2 separate regions of the Homo sapiens genome follow, and region 2 is linked to region 1. A link is a loop called in an ENCODE intact Hi-C map of the cell type or tissue named here. Cell type or tissue: heart right ventricle. All regions are shown on one strand. Each heading gives the region's core, and the rest is flanking DNA. Links, peaks and the distances in the headings are about the cores only.

Evidence for each region. A loop is a pair of places that touch in the nucleus more often than their neighbours do. Peaks named below come from ENCODE experiments on the same cell type or tissue, not always from the same donor. Only the 100,000 strongest peaks of a DNase experiment are listed, where the experiment ranks them.
Region 2: a loop joins it to region 1, with 2.0 times the contacts of the local background. A loop is called at or near these places in 2 of 110 quality-filtered maps.

Annotation. Positions count from the first base shown.
Region 1 is chr13:59,474,586-59,480,169 of GRCh38, reverse strand. It overlaps the pseudogene RNU7-88P. Among named protein-coding and RNA genes, the nearest start is that of DIAPH3-AS1, 540 kb to the left of the region's middle. RefSeq lists an enhancer at 822-1,639. In heart right ventricle, for the core only: a CTCF peak has its summit at 2,974; a DNase peak (open chromatin) is centred at 3,591; H3K27ac peaks cover 4,536 bases.
Region 2 is chr13:59,331,875-59,337,458 of GRCh38, reverse strand. No RefSeq gene overlaps it. Among named protein-coding and RNA genes, the nearest start is that of DIAPH3-AS1, 680 kb to the left of the region's middle. In heart right ventricle, for the core only: no CTCF peak of the experiment used is centred there; no DNase peak of the experiment used is centred there; H3K27ac peaks cover 1,547 bases.

The sequences.
Region 1 (5,584 bases), core at 410-5,409:
TAGAGGACTATTCATATTATTTTCTATTTTCACTTTCTATGGTTTTTCTAGTGCAAACCAGAAAACCTGCTAGACCAATTCTAAAAGAGCTGTAACACTTAACATTCATATTTTCAAAAGACTTTGTTGGTTGAATAACTGTTCATTCATTTGGTCATTCTGTGTGCCCTCTACTGTGCTTCCTAAAGTTGCATTTCCCAAGCACATTTAAGAAGAGATTACTCCTCTCACCCAGGGACCTCCAATGGCTCCCCATTGTCTGCAGCAATGTTTCTCAAACATTCATGTGCATATGAGTCACCTGGGGATCTTGTAAAAATGCAGATTCTGATGCATTTGGTCCAGGGTGGCGCCTGGGCTTTTTGTATGTTGAAGTTTCCAGGTGTTTCCGAGGATGCTCTGGCTTTGACCTCACTTTGAGTGGCGTGGGTCTACAGGATGGGCCTGTCCCTCTACTCTCTGGCCTTCCCAGGACATTATTGTTTTTCCAGATACCTGCACAACCTCTGCTTCTATGCTTTTGGGATGCTAGTATTCATCCACATCTTACTTGCCTCTATCCACAGAGCCCATACTCTCCACAAGCTTTTCTCAGATTTGTCTCTACCCTGCCCAACAATCAGAAACACTGTCTCCCTCTCTTGTTCTCCTCTTGCATTTTGGTTGGAAATCAATTTTCCAACTTAGTACTGTCTGCTGGACTGTACATATTGGATGTGTATCTGTCTCTACCAATGAACTGTGAACCTCCGGTGGAGAACATCCCATTCTGTACATTTTACCTTCTTCTGCCGCATTCTGCACAATTCCTACATAGAGCAACTATAAATAAAAGTTGAATTGAATAAAATTCACAAATTGTATAAAATCTCTTTTCTAGATGGATTTCTCTTGACTGGGTGAAACTTGCTGACATTCAGATAAATCTCTTCAACGTTCTTTCCTGAAAGGATGTCTTACTCCTTGGTAGTTAGGGATCGCTCCTGGGTGTTTTTAAAAGAGATTTTGACTTAGAAGATCTGTGAATGTGACTATGTGGGCTAAGCTTCTTAAAGGGGCAACCCAGCTGAGAATCACAAAAGAAAGCGGAGGCTGCTACTTTTGCCGACCGACCGTACAAGCTGGGTTTTTATTGTTGCTAATGAGAGCCACTCGTGTTGACTGTCTAACAGGAAGTACCTTAATCCTTTCTCATTAGACTTCTAAAATTAGCCTTGCTTTGCCCTGCTGGAAGAATCATGAAATGTGCTACCTTTTCAGATTTAGGTGGGATGATAGAATTGAAGGTCCATTCCTAGAAGCTGGACAGATATTCCTAGCTGGGCAGTATTAATGAATAAGCTTTTTGAATCAGAGTGACCTGGGCTCTAATTTTAGTGCTGCAATGTGGTAACTTTGTCATCTTGAACAAATTAGTTAGCCAGTTTGATTCTCGGTTTTCTCATCTTTTAATGGGGTAATCATACCGCTTTGAAGGAGTATTAAGATTAAATGGAAGAATGTGTATCAACAAATAATGGTGAATGTTATTGCAATCAGAGCTCTCGCATGTCACCAGCCAATCTTTCAGGGCTGTAAGGGAAAACTATTTCCTTCTCTCCACCAACTAAAGGAAAACTGTTTTTTTTTTTTCCTCTACTCTCTACTACCCTCAATACTTTACTTCTGACACCAGATGTGTGGGTTTTCCACACCAGGCAATTCTCCAATTCTCTGTAGACACCAACTGTGTGTCCTACAATTTAAGTCAATTCTGACACGATCTACTTGGAGATAGCATCAAATCCCACAGGTTACGGGATCAGTCCCATAAGACTGGCCAGGTGTGGTGGCTCACGCCTGTAATCCCAGCAGTTTGGGAGGCCGAGGCGGACAGATCACAGGGTCAGGAGATGGAGACCATCCTGGCTAACACGGTGAAACCCCATCTCTACTAAAAATACAAAAAATTACCTGGGCGTGGTGGTGGGCGCCTGTAGTCCCAGCTACTCGGGAGGCTGAGGCAGGAGAATGGCGTGAACCTGGGAGGTGGAGCTTGCTGTGAGCCGAGATTGTGCCACTGCGCTCCAGCCTGGGCGACAGAGCGAAACTCCGTCTCAAAAAAACAAACAAAACAAAACAAAACAAAAAAAACGGCCTCTACTTCAGGCCGCTGACAGGTCCAGGTTGTCACCTGTGTTTCTGACTGGCTGGTTATAAATCAGAGGGTCCTGTGACATCCTCCTTGGGTTTGATAATTTGCTAGAATGGCTCACAAAACTCAGGAAAACATTTATTTACATTTACCAGTTAACTCAAGAACAGCTAAATGGAAGAGATGCAAAGGACAAGGCATGAAGGAAGGAACACAGAGCTTCCATGCCCACTCTGGGCATGTCATCCTCCTTAATCACCAACCCAGAAGTTCTCTAAACCCTGTCCTTTTGAGTTTTCATAGACATTTCATTCTGTAGGCATGATTGATGAAATTATTGACCAGTGATGATCAATTCAGGCTTCAGCTCCTTGCCCCTCGGAGGTTAGGGGTAAAGTTCCAACCTTCTAATCACATGATTAATTCCTCTGGCATCTAGCCCCCATCCAGTGATTTTCTAGGGGCTTTTGAAAAATCACCTCATTAATATAAACTTGGGTGTGGTTGAAAGGGGCTTGGTATGCATAACAAGAAACACTCTGGAGCTATTTTAGGAACCTGGGACAAAAGACCAAATATTATAACCAAAGATACTTCCGTAACTCTTATCACTTAGGAAATTACTAGGATTTTAGGAGCTGTGTGTCAGAAATGAGAATACGGACCAAATATGTATTTCTCATTATAAATCACAGTATCACGGGACTTAAAGTCTATCATCAGTGTTTGTTGATCGCATCTCAACTATTAAAAGCTGGGATGAGAGAAGGGCTCTTGACACACAGGTTCTGGCTGCTGTGTTGTACCCACTCACTGCCCCCACTAGTGGCAGAGGCAGTAACTTCATCAGTGACTTGATTCTATTCCAAATCCATCAAAATTGAGACTTTTTAATCTTTTCTGGATCATGGACTTCTTTCAAAATCTAATGAAAACTATTAACCTTCTCCCAAGAAAAGAAATGCAGGTATTTATATAATTTTGCTTTTATTTTCTGGAGGTTGATGAGCCCCAAGGTAAAAACCACTGCTTCCTCTATGTGCTTACAAACTTCTGGTCCCTCATGAGGCGAGAAGCCAAGAATAACACAACGAAGTTGAATTGGCACAATTAAAGATTAGGAAAGTTAGTGCAAGGATGGAGAGAAGCACTCACTTCTCCCCCAATTCATTTTTCCTGCTCAGGAAAACCTAGAGCCAAGATTAAGACTTGAAGGGTAGAGGGAGAGTGGTTTGATAATCTTTCCTGTTATATTTTGCATTGGGAATTATGGTCATTTAATTGTATCTGTGCATTTTAGATGGTTTCTGATATAATACGTTAATCTCCACAAGGTTTGTGATAAAAATGAGTAATATCCCAATTTAGGAAAGTTACTCTGTTTTAGACATGGAAGGAAAGCTGCCCAAGCAGCAAAGTATACTGCTCTTGGTCCAGGTGGTAGATCTCTGTGCAGGGCTGACTTGCATTAACAAACATGAACACAGTAGATGTGGAAACATGTCCAGGCCTTGCTCATCAGTTCCCATTTTCATACTTCCTGAGTAGTCTGGGAAACGTGGAAGGACAGCATGAATTCAATTTAACAGTCCAATAAGTGCCAAAGAAATGATCACATCTCTGAAAATAAGTGTTTTAGACAAAATTTTTCAGATGGTAAAAAAAGACAAATCCTTTGTTTAGTAAACAGCAAACACTTGATACATTAATCATCCAGCTGACATTAAGTGTAATCAAAGGTTCCGTTTTAGTTCAAATACAACTTATGTTCCCCAATTAATTACTTACAGGACTACGTAGTTTGCATTTTAAAATAAATGTTCTGCTTCCCAGATGTCTTCTTATAGGCATGCTGTGACCCTTCTTAGAGAGGCAGATTCTCTTATCACAGTGATTTCAAGGCCTGCTGGGGTGTGAAAAAACTGATATGGTTTAAGTACCACCTGCCATATTGGACCTAATAAGGAATTTGTGGAGCTGGAATGCAGTTCCTACACTTAAGTAGGTTATATTCTTGGCAAAGAAGCTGTGAATTGAGATGATGTCATTCAAGTTTGATTTTTTCCAGAGAAACATTATTATAATGGAGTTGTCTTCCTGACCAAGGGTTAAGTTTTAGTGGATTCACAAAAATGAGGCTATCATACTGGTAAGGAACCTCAAAGGAAATGTGGGTCAGTCCTCTTTCCTGAGTCAAAAAAGTGTTATCCTCACTTTTTCAGATGAGACAAGTGAGATTTCTTTAGAGGCTGTGTTCTGCTAATATGCTAATTATGAGTAGGGATTTTGGAGGGTAAGGGTAGGATCTAGTACAGAGCCATCCAATAGAACTTTTTGCAATGATAAAAATGTTCTCTATCTGTCCTGTCCAATACAGTAATGTAGCCACATGTGGCTGTTGAGTGCTTTAAATGTGGCTAATGTGACTAGGATACTAACATTTAGATTTTATATAATTCTAATTAAATTTAAATATGTGTAGTTACATGTGAAGAGAAGAGGTAAATTGAATATAATTCCTGGCATTTGAAAGGCAAGGCCTACGTAACAAAGTGAAAAGTATAACCAAGAAAATAAAATCAGATGAGATAACTACCTTGCTGGCTGCATTGGTTATTTTAAAATGAAGTTTGTTTTTGTTTGTTTGCTTGTTTGTTTGTTTTAGACAGGGTCTCCCTCTGTTTTCCAGGCTGGAGTGCAGTGGTATGATCTTGGCTCACTGAACTTCCCCTCCTGGGTTCAAGTGATCCTCCTGCCTCGGCATCCTGAGTAGCTGGGATTATAGGCATAAGCCACCATGCTGGGCTAACTTTTGTATTTTTAGTAGAGATGGGGTTTTGCCATGTTGCTCAGGCTGGTCTTGAACTTCTGGCCTCAAGTGCATAATGAAGTTTAAGGATCATCAATCTGCTGGACAATACCAAGGAAAGTCTCAGAGGCATTTAAAAAAAATATTTATGGTATAAGGAAGGAAAAGCACACACACACAAATCCCAGGGATATGGACAAGTACTAAATAAAATATTTAAACTTAAACAAATGCTGTATTTAATGACAGAGTTAGGACACATTTAAAGAAAAATTTCCTAAGGGTAATGGAGGAAGTTGCCATGGAAAATTGTGGAATATACTTTGAAAAACAAAACCAAAAGCAGTTTTGGACTGTGGCTGGCCATAGGTCTAGAAGCAAAATTTATACTACTGTAATTCTTTCCACTTATTTGGTTCTTACTTTCAATTTTAACATATCTACTTTCTCTTAATTTTGATACAAAATACTTAACACGAGATCTGTCTTAGCAAATATTTAAGCATACATGACAATATTGTTAATTATAAGCACAATGTTGTTCAGCAGACCTCTAGAAGTTTTTTCATCTTGCATGATTGAAACTTTGCTCATCAAAAAGCAGCTCCCCATTTCTTGTCAGCTCAGCTCCTGACAGCCAC
Region 2 (5,584 bases), core at 381-5,380, 140 kb after region 1:
ATTTATTTGAGCCTTGTCTCAATGCAACATACAGTTTTGCCCTCCCTATTTTCAAAGTGACTTGCTCCCAAGGCTTCCTGCTGTTGTCTGCGTGCAAAGATTTACTGTAAACTGGGTCTGTTTAAGTTGTGAAATCATACTTCCCTGCCGAATGAAGTCAGAGATGAAGTTACAGTATGGACGCAGAGAGCAGACTGTGTAAAATGAGAATCCCCAGAGAAAGGAAGTCATTTTTATTTTTAGTTGATCCTTTCAGGCTGTTTGGCTGATTGCTGCTCCTGGGGACAAGGCTGCTTCCTGCCCTTCCATTGCTTGACTTGCTGCGTATCTCCTCTATTAATGGAAGAGAAATATCTCTCCTTATGTTTCATTGTCTCTGCTAACTAAACAACCTGGGTTTTTTTCTTTCCAACTTTCTCTATCAGAAAAGATCAAGTGAAAGTGACTGTTCTTGATTGACAGCTGAAATTGTAGATGGAGTTCTGCCAACCATTGAGTTTCAAACTGGGTGTATGCATCAAAAAAGGAAGGGGGATATAGAGAATTCTAAGAAAACTAAAATCGAACCTTAGCATAGAACTGATTTGGTTTTGGGTAACCTGAAGTTTGCAGTAAGTGACCTTTTTCCCATTTGGGTTTCTAACAAGTGTCCTGTTGACTGGGTAGCTTTCTTTTTACTGAGCATACAATCGTTAAATGAGAATTTGGGACTGTCAAGGTAACAGACTCAACTCTGGTTATTTGCTTTTTGAACTTTACCTATTGTTTTTAACAACTTCTAAAACATACATGTCGAATATGTTTGTGGTGAATGTAGTGAAATAATTCTACATGCTACCTTTAAATAAATGTCACAGCTGCAGTACCTTTTCCTTTTTCTTCATTTTATTCCTTTCCATAAGTTATTCCTTAAGTTTCTATTTTTAATAGGTAGACAAAGAATAATATAAAGTTCTATTATTTCTAAATATCATATAAAAGTTATATCAAAAATAAAATGTTCATAAAAACTATAGGTTTTCCTAAATTAACTGTCAGCTTGGATTTTGTTTTTGTTTTTGTTTTGACACATGTTCTGTTTATATATCAGCATTGAGTGTCCACTGAGAGCGGCCTGGTGTGTGTGTGTGTTTGTGTGTGTTGTAACGAGAAAATAAATTTTAATTCAGGCTAGGAAAATAAGGATTCTCAACTTAAAATCAACCTAAGTTGATATTATATATTAAAGCATTTAATATAGTTGACCCAAACCATTAAATCATGGTATTAAAAAATTACCTGGTTTAATTTCTTATGTTACAAAACTACAGTAGTCCTTATAATTTAATTTAGTATTCATAGACCTCAAGAAGCAAAGGTGATAGGACTCAATTATATATAATTGATCCCCCCTTCCTTGAAACAAGGGTCAGAATCCTTCTGTATCCTCATCTTTAGTCTTTGAATGAGTAAATAAATAGGCATCAGTTGGTAAAGTTGGAGAGGAGAAGAAACTCATGTATGATTTCAATGCATTCTCTACATGTAGCCAAATGTGTTTCTAAGTTTTCTGAAAATGCATTTACTTTTCTGAATTGTAATTGCCAATGCTTGTGCAAATTTTGCATAAACCTTAATTTCTCTTTTGAATACTTTTCACATCTGGTCTTTGCCCTTCCTTTTATTATTTTACTTGACAAAGCTTAACCTCAGTACAGACAATATTCTCCCCCAAAATTGCTGTGCTGAAATAGACTGATTATCATTGCATAAATATCATCTCCAAATAAGATTTTTTGACTGCACACCCGTGGAAGGCACTGAACTAGACCTTGCAATAAATGTTATTGAATAACTTCCACCTCCGTTCATAAGATTTGTGCTGCTCAAAAATAAGGCAAAAAATTACCTCATATCCTATTTCCCCTGCTATACTCTGAATATAGATTTATAGTTGGATTTCTTCTTTCTACTTTGTGATCTGGAAACTCTCATTATGAAGTAGTTGTTCTTTCCATAAACTTTTTAGATCTTTGTGAGCTCCCTTTTATTACTTTTTTATGCTGATAGGCTCTGGCATCAAGGAGTCCTTACAAGGGATATCCATGGGCCTATTCCTTGGTGATTATAGAAAACAAGACATTTTTTTCTGCCATAAAATATAAATTTAGTGCAAATGTGAATCATATGCTAAAGTTCCATTCACTTAATGGAAAGTTTATCACTATCAATTTAGTAATGTTTCAAGTACTTTTGATTTTTAAAATTAATATTACATATGGCTACATGATTTGATTTTTAATTTTTAATTGACAAATGAATATATTTATGGGGTATAATATGATGTTTTGATATATGTGTATATTATGAAATTATTAAATCAAACTTATGTATCCATCACCTTACATACTCATTTTTTGTGGTGTGAACATTTCACTTGATCTGAGCCAAAAGGCCGAGAAGCGATAATGGTGTGAACATTTAAAATCTATTGTATTAGCAATTTTGAAATGTATACTATGTTATTATTACGTACAGTCACGATGCTGTGCAATAGATCTCCTCCTTCTGTCTAGCTAAAACTTTGTACCCTTTGATCAGAATCTCCCCATCTCCCTCCTGCTAGCCCCTGGTAACCACCATTATACTCTCTACTTCTCTAGTTCAATGTTTTCAGATTCCTCATACGAGTGAGAACATGCAGTATTTGATTTTGAGCCTGCCTTATTTCACTTAGTATTTTGTGCACTAGGTTCAACCATATTATCTCAAATGAATTGCCTTCTTTTTAAAGGCTGAATGATCTTTCGTTGTACGTACATACCACTTTTTCTTTATCCATTCATTTCTTGATGGATACGTTGGTTGATTCCGTATCCTGGATATTGTGAGTAATGCTGCAATGAACCTGTGAGTGGTTAGATTTTAAACATGGTTAAATAAGTTGGTTTTAAAAAATTAAAGGAAGGGTTTGATAACATTAATTGCTTGCTTGAGTTTCACATCATTTAGAAAATATGTTAAATGGTTTGTGCATGAGCATTTTGGAGGTGTAGGCAAGTAATAAATATACTCATTAATTCATATCTTAGAAGAGGACATTGCCTCATTTGCCCTTTTGCTTTTAGTGTAAAAATATTGCATTTAAGGTATACATTCAGTATTGCATTCAAGGTATGGCACTGAACAAACTGGGATTCAAATCATGGCTTTGTCTCGTTTGACTGCATGACTTTGGGCAATTCAACCTTTATGACCCTCAATTTCCTAACCTGTAAATTTGGAGCAGCAGTATCTATTTAGCAGGGTGGTTGTTATGAGTATTATAGATAATTCAATGTAAAATGCCTTATACATAGTCAGTATTAGATATATAGTAACTATTAGTATAGCTTTTAGCAGGCCTTGAAAATGTGTTCAGAAATCATTTAGGTCTCTGAAATTATATTTGATCTGTAAATTTTATTAAGCCTATCATGTTTAAAGTGATGGCCTTCCTGCTTTTTCTCTTAGTATTCCTATACCTCACATTGCTTTCCTTAACCAATTAGTTTATAGAAAATATTCAATGTATAACCACAAATGAATTTTTTAAAAGCCTACATAGCAGGACTTAAACATACAAATGAGTCCTTTAAAATGCCCCCACAGGGGAGTTCTATATTACACCAACATTACTGCCATTGTTTAAGATCATTTTAGAGCTTCCCTTTGAAAATTGCCTTCAAAGTCAATATGTGAACCACCCAAGAAAATCGATTACATTACTTTAGAGTCATTCCTTATTGTAGTTGAAAGAAAAGTGTCACCTAGCTTGACTCTCCATTTATTAAAATAAAATTTACCTTAGAATTACTTTTAGATCTTACCCTTTCTTTTCCTTTTTTCCTTCCTTCCTTCCCTCCTGTTTTTGGTGCCTATCCAATTCCAGTCAAAAAATATTTACTAACTACCTACTATATGTTGCACTGGTGAACAAAAAAGATAGATTCCTGCCCTCATGGAGCTTTGCATTCTAGCATTCATTTCTTTTTTCTTTTTTCTTTTTTTTTTTACTGAAGAGGACCCCAACTCTCCCTCCAGTAATTCCCTCTCCTTCATCCCATGAAGACTGAGTGGAAAGGTAACTCCATGTGCTTGCTTTCTTACTAGAGAAACTAAAAAGGCCATGTAGATCCCTTACTCTATATAGATCCTTCTTCTTAACTCCGGTACTGTCAAGAGCATCTTGACCAACTAGATATACTTCCTCAAGGGAAAACTGAACCTTGAATGGGATGACGCAGAAACAGATTTTATTTATTCTTATCATAGCAGTGCCAAGGCGGGACTTCCAGGTGTTTCCTGTGACTGAGATAGGGACTGCCTGCTGCCTATTCCCATCTTACTTCCTTTTGGTCCTATAAACAACTTCATGCCCTTCCAATAAATTATTAATATTATGATTCCTAGGCTGACTAGCTAGTAGTAATTTCTGCTGCTGGTGTATACAGATAATATGTCAGCTATTATTTCAGCTCTGATGGTGATGTTAGGTTTGTGTTCAGAACAGTATTTGTGCAATTATTTGAATATTTTATTCTATTTTATCCTCACTATTGTCCAAAAATATGTTAGAGAATGCAAACAGGAAAATGCTTATACGAGTAATAAAAAATAAAACTCTCAAATGAAGATAGTTGAGATAAAATGAAAATTTGGCATGTAGACAAGAGAGAATCATTAGACTCAATAGAATTAAGCTAATTGATTGCAAATTCATTTATGAGAAAAAAGAAGAAAACCAAAGCACACCTATTAAATGCTTAAAATATACTACCAAAGTTTGTGTCTCTAAGGAGAAAGAAAATAGAACAGATTTTTAAAAATAAATAATATTTTATCTCTTTAGGAACTTCCCTATATATTTTTAAGTCAATTTTGTTTTCTGTTGGCACATACATATTTTTAGGCATTAATGATGTAGTTATGTAGTAATAAACAATAAAGAACATAATTATTTAACCATAGAGAAATGGTTAAATAAATTAGGATACATTTATATGATGAAATGCTATATAGCCATCAAAAACTATTTTCCATGAATATTTACAGGTTCGGGAAAATGACCAAAATAAAATTACCTAGGGAGGAGAGAATACTAAATATGAATTATGAGGTATCTAAAATGGTCAAACTTATAGAAGCAGAATAGAAATGGTGGTTGCCAGGGGCTGGGGAAAGGGGGAAATGAGGAGTTTCTATTCAAAGGGTATGAAGTTTCAGTTATGCAAGAAAACAGAAATTTGCTGTACAATATCATTACTATAGTTAACATTATATTGTATGCTTAAAAATTAGTTATTGGTAGATCTCATATTAAATGTTTTTAACACACACACACACAAAGCTAGATTAAATATATTATCCCAAATTTGCTTTTAATACTCTTTGTTTATTTACTTATTTTCTAGAGATGGGGTCTTGCTCTGCTGCCCAGGTTGGAGTGCAGTGGTGTGATCATAGTTCACTGCAGCCTCAAACTCCTGGACTCAAGCAGTCCTCCCACCTGGTCTCCTAAATAGCCACCACCCTGGCATAAAACTTTTTATACACACGCACACGC